Linked DNA regions of Homo sapiens: region 2 is linked to region 1. Evidence: chromatin contacts called from ENCODE Hi-C or POLR2A ChIA-PET data. All regions are on one chromosome and are shown on one strand. Each heading gives the region's core, a stretch centred on a gene start or an enhancer-like site at or near the end of the contact. The rest is flanking DNA. Distances are from core to core; before and after follow the strand shown. Region 1 has its middle 190 kb from the start of RDUR. Region 2 has its middle 98 kb from the start of RDUR.

Evidence for each region. A loop is a pair of places that touch in the nucleus more often than their neighbours do. ChIA-PET counts read pairs that join two places held with the same protein, here RNA polymerase II (POLR2A).
Region 2: a loop to region 1 is called in a map of aorta, with 2.2 times the contacts of the local background. The contact joins two enhancer-like sites. A Hi-C loop is called at or near these places in 1 of 168 maps with a recorded cell type or tissue (aorta). POLR2A ChIA-PET finds 5 or more read pairs at or near these places in 2 of 52 experiments (T-cell and naive thymus-derived CD4-positive, alpha-beta T cell).

Annotation. Positions count from the first base shown.
Region 1 is chr3:102,128,727-102,132,245 of GRCh38, forward strand. No RefSeq gene overlaps it. Among named protein-coding and RNA genes, the nearest start is that of RDUR, 190 kb to the left of the region's middle. Within about 2 kb of position 1,690, at least 14 of the 41 ENCODE cell types and tissues checked have a DNase peak (open chromatin) inside an H3K27ac peak, as active enhancers do.
Region 2 is chr3:102,037,321-102,040,787 of GRCh38, forward strand. No RefSeq gene overlaps it. Among named protein-coding and RNA genes, the nearest start is that of RDUR, 98 kb to the left of the region's middle. Within about 2 kb of position 1,456, at least 4 of the 41 ENCODE cell types and tissues checked have a DNase peak (open chromatin) inside an H3K27ac peak, as active enhancers do.

The DNA of each region.
Region 1 (3,519 bases), core at 440-2,939:
CAAGAAAAAAACAAACAACCCCATCAAAAAGTGGGCAAAGGACAAGAACAGACACTTCTCAAAAGAAGACATTTATGCAGCCAAAAAACACATGAAAAAAATGCTAACCATCACTGGCCATCAGAGAAATGTAAATCAAAACCACAATGAGATACCATCTCACACCAGTTAGAATGGCAATCATTAAAAAGTCAGGAAACAACAGGTGCTGGAGAGGATGTGGAGAAATAGGAACACTTTTACATTGTTGGTGGGACTGTAAACTAGTTCAACCATTGTGGAAGTCAGTGTGGCGATTCCTCAGGGATCTAGAACTAGAAATACCATTTGACCCAGCCATCCCATTACTGAGTGTATACCCAAAGGACTATAAATCATGCTGCTATAAAGACACATGCACATGTATGTTTATTGCAGCAATATTCACAATAGCAAAGACTTGGAACCAACCCAAATGTCCAACAATGATAGACTGGATTAAGAAAATGTGGCACCTATACACCATGGAATACTATGCAGCCATAAAAAATGATGAGTTCATGTCCTTTGTAGGGACATGGATGAAATTAGAAATCATCATTCTCAGTAAACTATCGCAAGGACAAAAAACCAAACACCGCATACTCTCACTCATAGATGGGAATTGAACAATGAGAACATATGGATACAGGAAGGGGAACATCACACTCTGGGGACTGTTGTGGGGTGGGGGGAGTGGGGAGGGATAGCATTCGGAGATATACCTAGTGCTAAATGACGAGTTAATGGGTGCAGCATACCAGCATGGCACATGTATACATATGTAACTAACCTGCACATTGTGCACATGTACCCTAAAACTTAAAGTATAATAATAATAAAAAAATAAAATAAAATAAAATCAGGTACATGTTATAGCAGACACAAATATTAGTAATTAATCAAATTTTGATTTATTTTCTATTATAACAAGAAGTCTAGAGGTAAGTCTTTGCTGGCATTAGTTCAGCAGCTTGATGCTCTTTGGGCCAAGGTCTTTATGATTCTCTTGCCTTTATGTTTGCAAGATGATGGCTACAGCTACATTTCTAGCCCTTCTACCTGTATCTCAGACAGGATAAAGGAAAAAGGAGAAAAAAAAGGTGTGTGCTAGCTGAGTCTTTTAAGAATTTTTCCAGAAGCCCTACTCAATGACTTCTGCTCATATTTTCTGAACCGGAACTCTATGTCATGTGGCTACTGCTATATGTAAGGAAACCTGGGTAACATAAGTTTTATCTGTAAACATTACTGTGCCCTCTGAAATGTGGACTCTGTTAATAAAATAAAAAGAAAAGAAGGATATTGGTTTGGAAGCTAGCAGTATATACCACAACTACATCCCAAGAGCTAAAAATAAAAAGTGAATTGACAGATCCTTCCTCAGTGGGTAGATTCTATTTTGCTTCATACAGCAAAATAGAAGCTTGGGAACTTCCTGTTCCAAAGAGATGTTTAAAGAGCATGCCTCAAAAGGTAACCTTACTTAAGGAGACTGGGGAAGACAACATATTTTAGACACTGGAGTTTACCCAGAGCACAGTTACTATTTTAATTCGTTTGCAACCTGAGGAAATTTTTAGCAGTTGGCAGCTGTGCTGCTTCAAGACTGCGTTTTGGCTCTCCTGTTGATTACTGCTCCTGGTTTCCTGCTGTTGGAGCACACTGTTTTCTTTCACTCAGAGACATCTTGTTCTTTTCTGAGTCACTACACCATTACTCATCTTGAGTTGGTTCCTTGTTGGGTTTCATAAGGTTATCCAGAGAGATGCAGGGACATGAAAAACACTGAACTTGGGAAGATCAAGTGTAGGGTGTTAAGAGATATGAGCTGTTTGTGCTTTTTTCCAGGGTCACACTGAGCAAGTCAGGACTTTTAAATTTGTAAATCAATGAGTAGCCCCTCCACTTTCTGCTATAAGATGAAAAGGAAATTCACCTGTTCCTTGAGAAAACTAGGGCTCTAGATAACTGTGGTTGTAATTTATACCAAGAGTAACATGGAGGGTGGAATTGAAGCCAGGTGCACTCAGGTGGGCATTATAGTAATCCAAGTGAAAGATTATGAGAGAAAATAGGAGATTCATTGGTGGGAGCTCAACCATGGCGGCAAGCAGCATATTGATTCTTCAGAGAGCTAAAAACAGAACTACCATTTCACCCAGCAATCCCATTTCTGGGTATATACCCAGAGGAATATAAATTATTCTACCGTAAAGACACATGCATGCAAATGTTCACTGCAGCACTATTCACAATAGCAGAGACATGGAATCAATCTAAATGTCCATCAGTGACAGACTGGATAAATAAAATGTGGTACATGTACACCATGAAATACTATTCAGCCATAAAAAAAGAATGAGATCATGTCTGTTGCAGGAACATGGATGGAGCTGGAGTCTATCGTCCTTAGCAAACCAATGCAGGAACAGAAAACCAAATGTTCTCACTTATAAGTGGGAGCTGAATGATAAGAACTCAGGGACACAAAGAAGAGAACAATAGGCGTTGAGGTCTCCTTGAGGGTAAAGGGTGGGAGGAGGGAGAGGAGCAGAAAAAAAATGACTATTGTGTCATAAAATAATCTGTACAACAAACCCGTGTGACGTAAGTTTACCTATATAACAAACCTGCACATGTACCTCTAAAACTAAAAAGTTAAAAGAAAAATAAATCAATGAGCCCAGTAGAAGTCCCTCAAGTCTTATTGTTGGTGGTAAAAAGTTCTTTTGTTGTCGATGAAGAAATTATTTCTTTCACATATTTTCTTAGGTATCACCTGTCAGTAGGTACACATAGGTACCCATATTAGTAAACGAAACAAAGCAAAACAAACAATAACAAATATCGAACACTTGTTGAGCATTTCTTATATGCCAGGAACTCTTTCAAGCTCTTTACTTATTTAATCCTCACAACAGCTCTAAATTAGGTCTCGTGATTATCCCTATTTTGCAGATGAGAAAACAGATCCGGAGATGTTAGTAAATCATTTGCACAAGGTCACATAACCAGTTAGTGTGGAACCTGAATTTGAATCCAGGTTTAATTATCAAGTTCACATGATCAACAACAACATGATATTGTCTCATTACAGTGTGAACAACACCAGTTACACTGACTCTGGCCTCTCCTGTTTTCACAGAACCTCAATTTCTTGTAATGTGCCCCTGAAGAATTTTTGCCAACAGAGATGGTCTCACATGCCATCACAAACCACTTAACTATTGTGGGGCACCACTGCTCGATCCTTCTATGTCCTTAGGCACTGATGGATCCTGGAAACCTTGTAAAGCCCTGCTGTGGGGTGGGTTGTAGCAAAAAGGAGGACTCCATTTTTCTGCTGTGCTACACTCTGGGAGCAAGACCTCAAAGCTGTACTAAGGTCTTGCTGAGTTTTAAGCCTCCTTTTCAGATTTTTACTTACAGCCTTTCTCTTCTCTCTAGGACCCAATTATGAGTACAACTGGAGATATATCAGAGTAACAGCCCCCATTT
Region 2 (3,467 bases), core at 206-2,705, 92 kb before region 1:
ATCTAACTTCATTCTTCTTTTGAAAACGGAGACCTTAATTTGCTTTTCGTCAGTTACCTGGCACAGCTAGCCTTCTCTGCATTTCTTTAAAGATTCTTGAGATTCTTTCCTGTCTCACTCTCTCAAAGAAAATAAGTATAAGTGAATTACCACTAAGTACAAAGAACATTAAATTTAAACTTGCATGTTTCTAATGGGAATTACCATTTCCAAAGCAATGAGTGTGTGTGACTGTGTGTTTATGTTCATGTCAACATAAATATGTGTTTATGTTGGAGAAAAGTTTACGGCAGAAGAAGGTACCAGTGGCTTACTTTTATTCTCCCATGGTGTCTGAGGACCAGGAAAGAGTTAGAGAAACAAGCCTCCATAAACGCAACATATGGAGTTAGAACCTCACTATGTTGAGCTTGCTTTTAACTTTATTTTCTACTTCTAGTTCTTATTGGCCAGAGTATAGGCTTTTAATGGGGAAGACTTATAGACCGAAAGAAATCAAGAATCTGCTGCCTTCATAGAACTCATTTCTACATTGCAAATCCTGAGTATGTTGACTTCAAGACCAATTAAAACAAAACCAAATTAAATAAACAAAAACAGCTCCAAACGCCAATGGTTATTTCAGACCACAGAGGGGTAAATAAAAGCTTGAATGCTTAAAACCATTGGTTTTGATAAAAGTTATTAGAATTGATGATGCCTCTGCCAAAAATTCACAGTGCCATTGGCTGATATGGCTTTCCCCCCAATTAAAGCTTTCATCTTTAAATGATCTGTGAATAGACAAGACCACATAGTTTATACTTGTTGAAAATGCTACCACATTCCCTTTTTTTTTGGACAAGGTCCTGCTCTGTGGCCCAGACTGGAGTGCAGTGGTATGACCATAGCTCACTGCAGCCTTGAACTCCTAGGCTCATGAGATTTCTTCATCGGCCTCCAGAGTAGCTAGGACTACAGGCCCAAACTAGCACACTGGGCTAATTTTTAAGTTTTTTTTTTTTCTAGAGAGAGTGTCTCACTATGGTGCCCAGACTGGTCTTAAACTCTTGGCCCCAAGATATCCTCACCTCAGCCCTCAGCCTCCCAAAGTGTTGGGATTACAGGCATGAACCACCATGCTTAGCCCCACATTTCTTTTTTCTTTCTTTGTTTCTTTTTTTTTTTTTTTTTTTAACCTTTGTAAGCTTGACATTGTAAAGATTCTTCTAAATTAAGCTATGAGGTTTGCTATTTTGGGCACCCTTCTCGGCAAGCCCATGCCTTGTGACATTACTTCTGCTTTGTTTACCAATAGTGTGTGTCAGGGCTGCTGGTTGTGGCAAACTCAGCCACAAGAGAAGAAGCTGAGAGAACTTTATCTCTCTCACTTGAAGGCACCAACATACTGGAAGGGGAATCTGGAAGATCCGGTGGTCATAAGACATATCATTTATGCATGGTAACTTCTCTCCTAATGAAGTTTAGCAACTAAGATTGTTTCTGGTTTCAGTCTGAAAGAAGGTTCCTATTCATGAAGTACTTCTTGTGTGAAACGGCACACAGTCATCATTTACTTCACAGCTGAACTTTGGTATGAGCTGCTTAACTGCTTTCTTTGACAATAGTTTTTAACCTATTTGCATATTTCCATCAGATTAATCTTTCCAAATCATGGTTCTGATTGTCAGGATAATGATGTATCTACAACTCCTGCCCAAGATAGAATTTCCTTCCTTCCTTCCTTCTTTCCTTCTTTCCTTCCTTCCTTCCTTCCTTCCTTCCTCCCTTCCTCCCTGTCTTTTCTTTCTTTCTTGGAGTCTTGCTTCTTTGCCTAGGCTGGAGTGCAGTGGTGTGATCTCAGCTCACTGCAACCTCTGCCTGCCAGGTTCAAGTGATTCTCCCACCTCAGCCTCTCAAGTAGCTGGGACTACAGGTGCATGCCACCATGCCTGGCTAATTTTTGTATTTTTAATAGAGATGGGGGTTTCACCATGTTGGCTAGATTGGTCCTGAACTCTTGACTTCAAGTGATCTGTCTGCCTTGGCCTCTCAAAGTGCTGAGATTATAGTCTTGAGCCACCACACCAGGCAGAATTTGCTTTCTATCTGGAAGAGTGAAGGAAAAAAAATCATATTTCTACTTTATCATCATTGAATATTTTCTTAATTGGAAAAAGCCTTACAGATAAATATTACTCCTTGGCAAAGAAAGCAATTGCCATTATAATACATCTTCGGGAGAGGGATATCCAAACTAATACTCAATTTACCAGGTAATCTCAAATTTTGTTCAGTTGACATTTGTTGAAATTATTTTACTATTGTCTACTTCATGTTTTCAGTCTGGCACAGAGGAATCACAGTATAAACACAATGTAGATTATATGTACAACTGAACAACAGATGTTAGGTAAACTTGTATTTTCAACATTCCATAAAGTTATCCTGAGATAACCATTTTTTAAAAATTAAAATTATTATAGTATGTAGTCTATTCACTTGTGACATAAAGAGCTAGTGCTCACCAAACATTGTATGTGTTTCCATTTATTTTCTAGCCTCTTTTGCCTTTCAGTTGGGGCCACATGCCTAGTTCTGGCCAGTGAATAATAAGTGGAAGAGGGGGCGGTTCCAAGATGGCCAAGTAGGAACAGTTCCAGTCTACAGCTCCCAGCACGAGCAATGCAGAAGACAGATGATTTCTGCATTTCCAACTGAGGTACCAGGTTCATCTCACTGGGGATTGTCAGACAGTGGGTGCAGGACAGTGGGTGCAGTGCACCAAGTGTGAGCCGAAGCAGTGTGAGGCATTGCCTCACCCGGGAAGCACAAGGGGTCAGGGAATTCCCTTTCCTAGCCAAGAAAAGGGGTGACAGACGGCACCTGGAAAATCAGGTCACTCCCACCCATATACTGCACTTTTCCGATGGTCTTAGCAAATGGCACACCAGGAGATTATATCCCGCACCTAGCTTGGAGGGTCCTATGGCCACGAAGCCTCGCTTGTTGCTAGCACAGCAGTCTGAGATCAAACTACAAGGCGGCAGTGAGGCTGGGGGAGGGGAACACGCCATTGCTGAGGCTTGAGCAGGTAAACAAAGTGGCCAGGAAGCTTGAACTGGGTGGAGCCCACCGCAGCTCAAGGAGGCCTGCTTGCCTCTGCAGACTCCACCTCTGGGGGCAGGGCATAGCCAAACAAAAGGCAGCAGAAACCTCTGCAGACTTAAATGTCCCTGTCTGACAGCTTGGAAGACAGTAGTGGTTCTCCCAGCATGCAGCTTGAGATCTGAGAATGGACAGACTGCCTCCTCAAGTGGGTCCCTGACTCCTGAGTAGCCTAACTGGGAGGCACTCCCCAGTAGGGGCAGACTGACACCTCACATGGCTGGGTACCTCTCTGAGACAAAACTTCCAGAGGAACGATCAGCCAGCAACATTTGCTGTTCACCAATATTCACTGATCTGCAGCCTCCACTGCTGATACC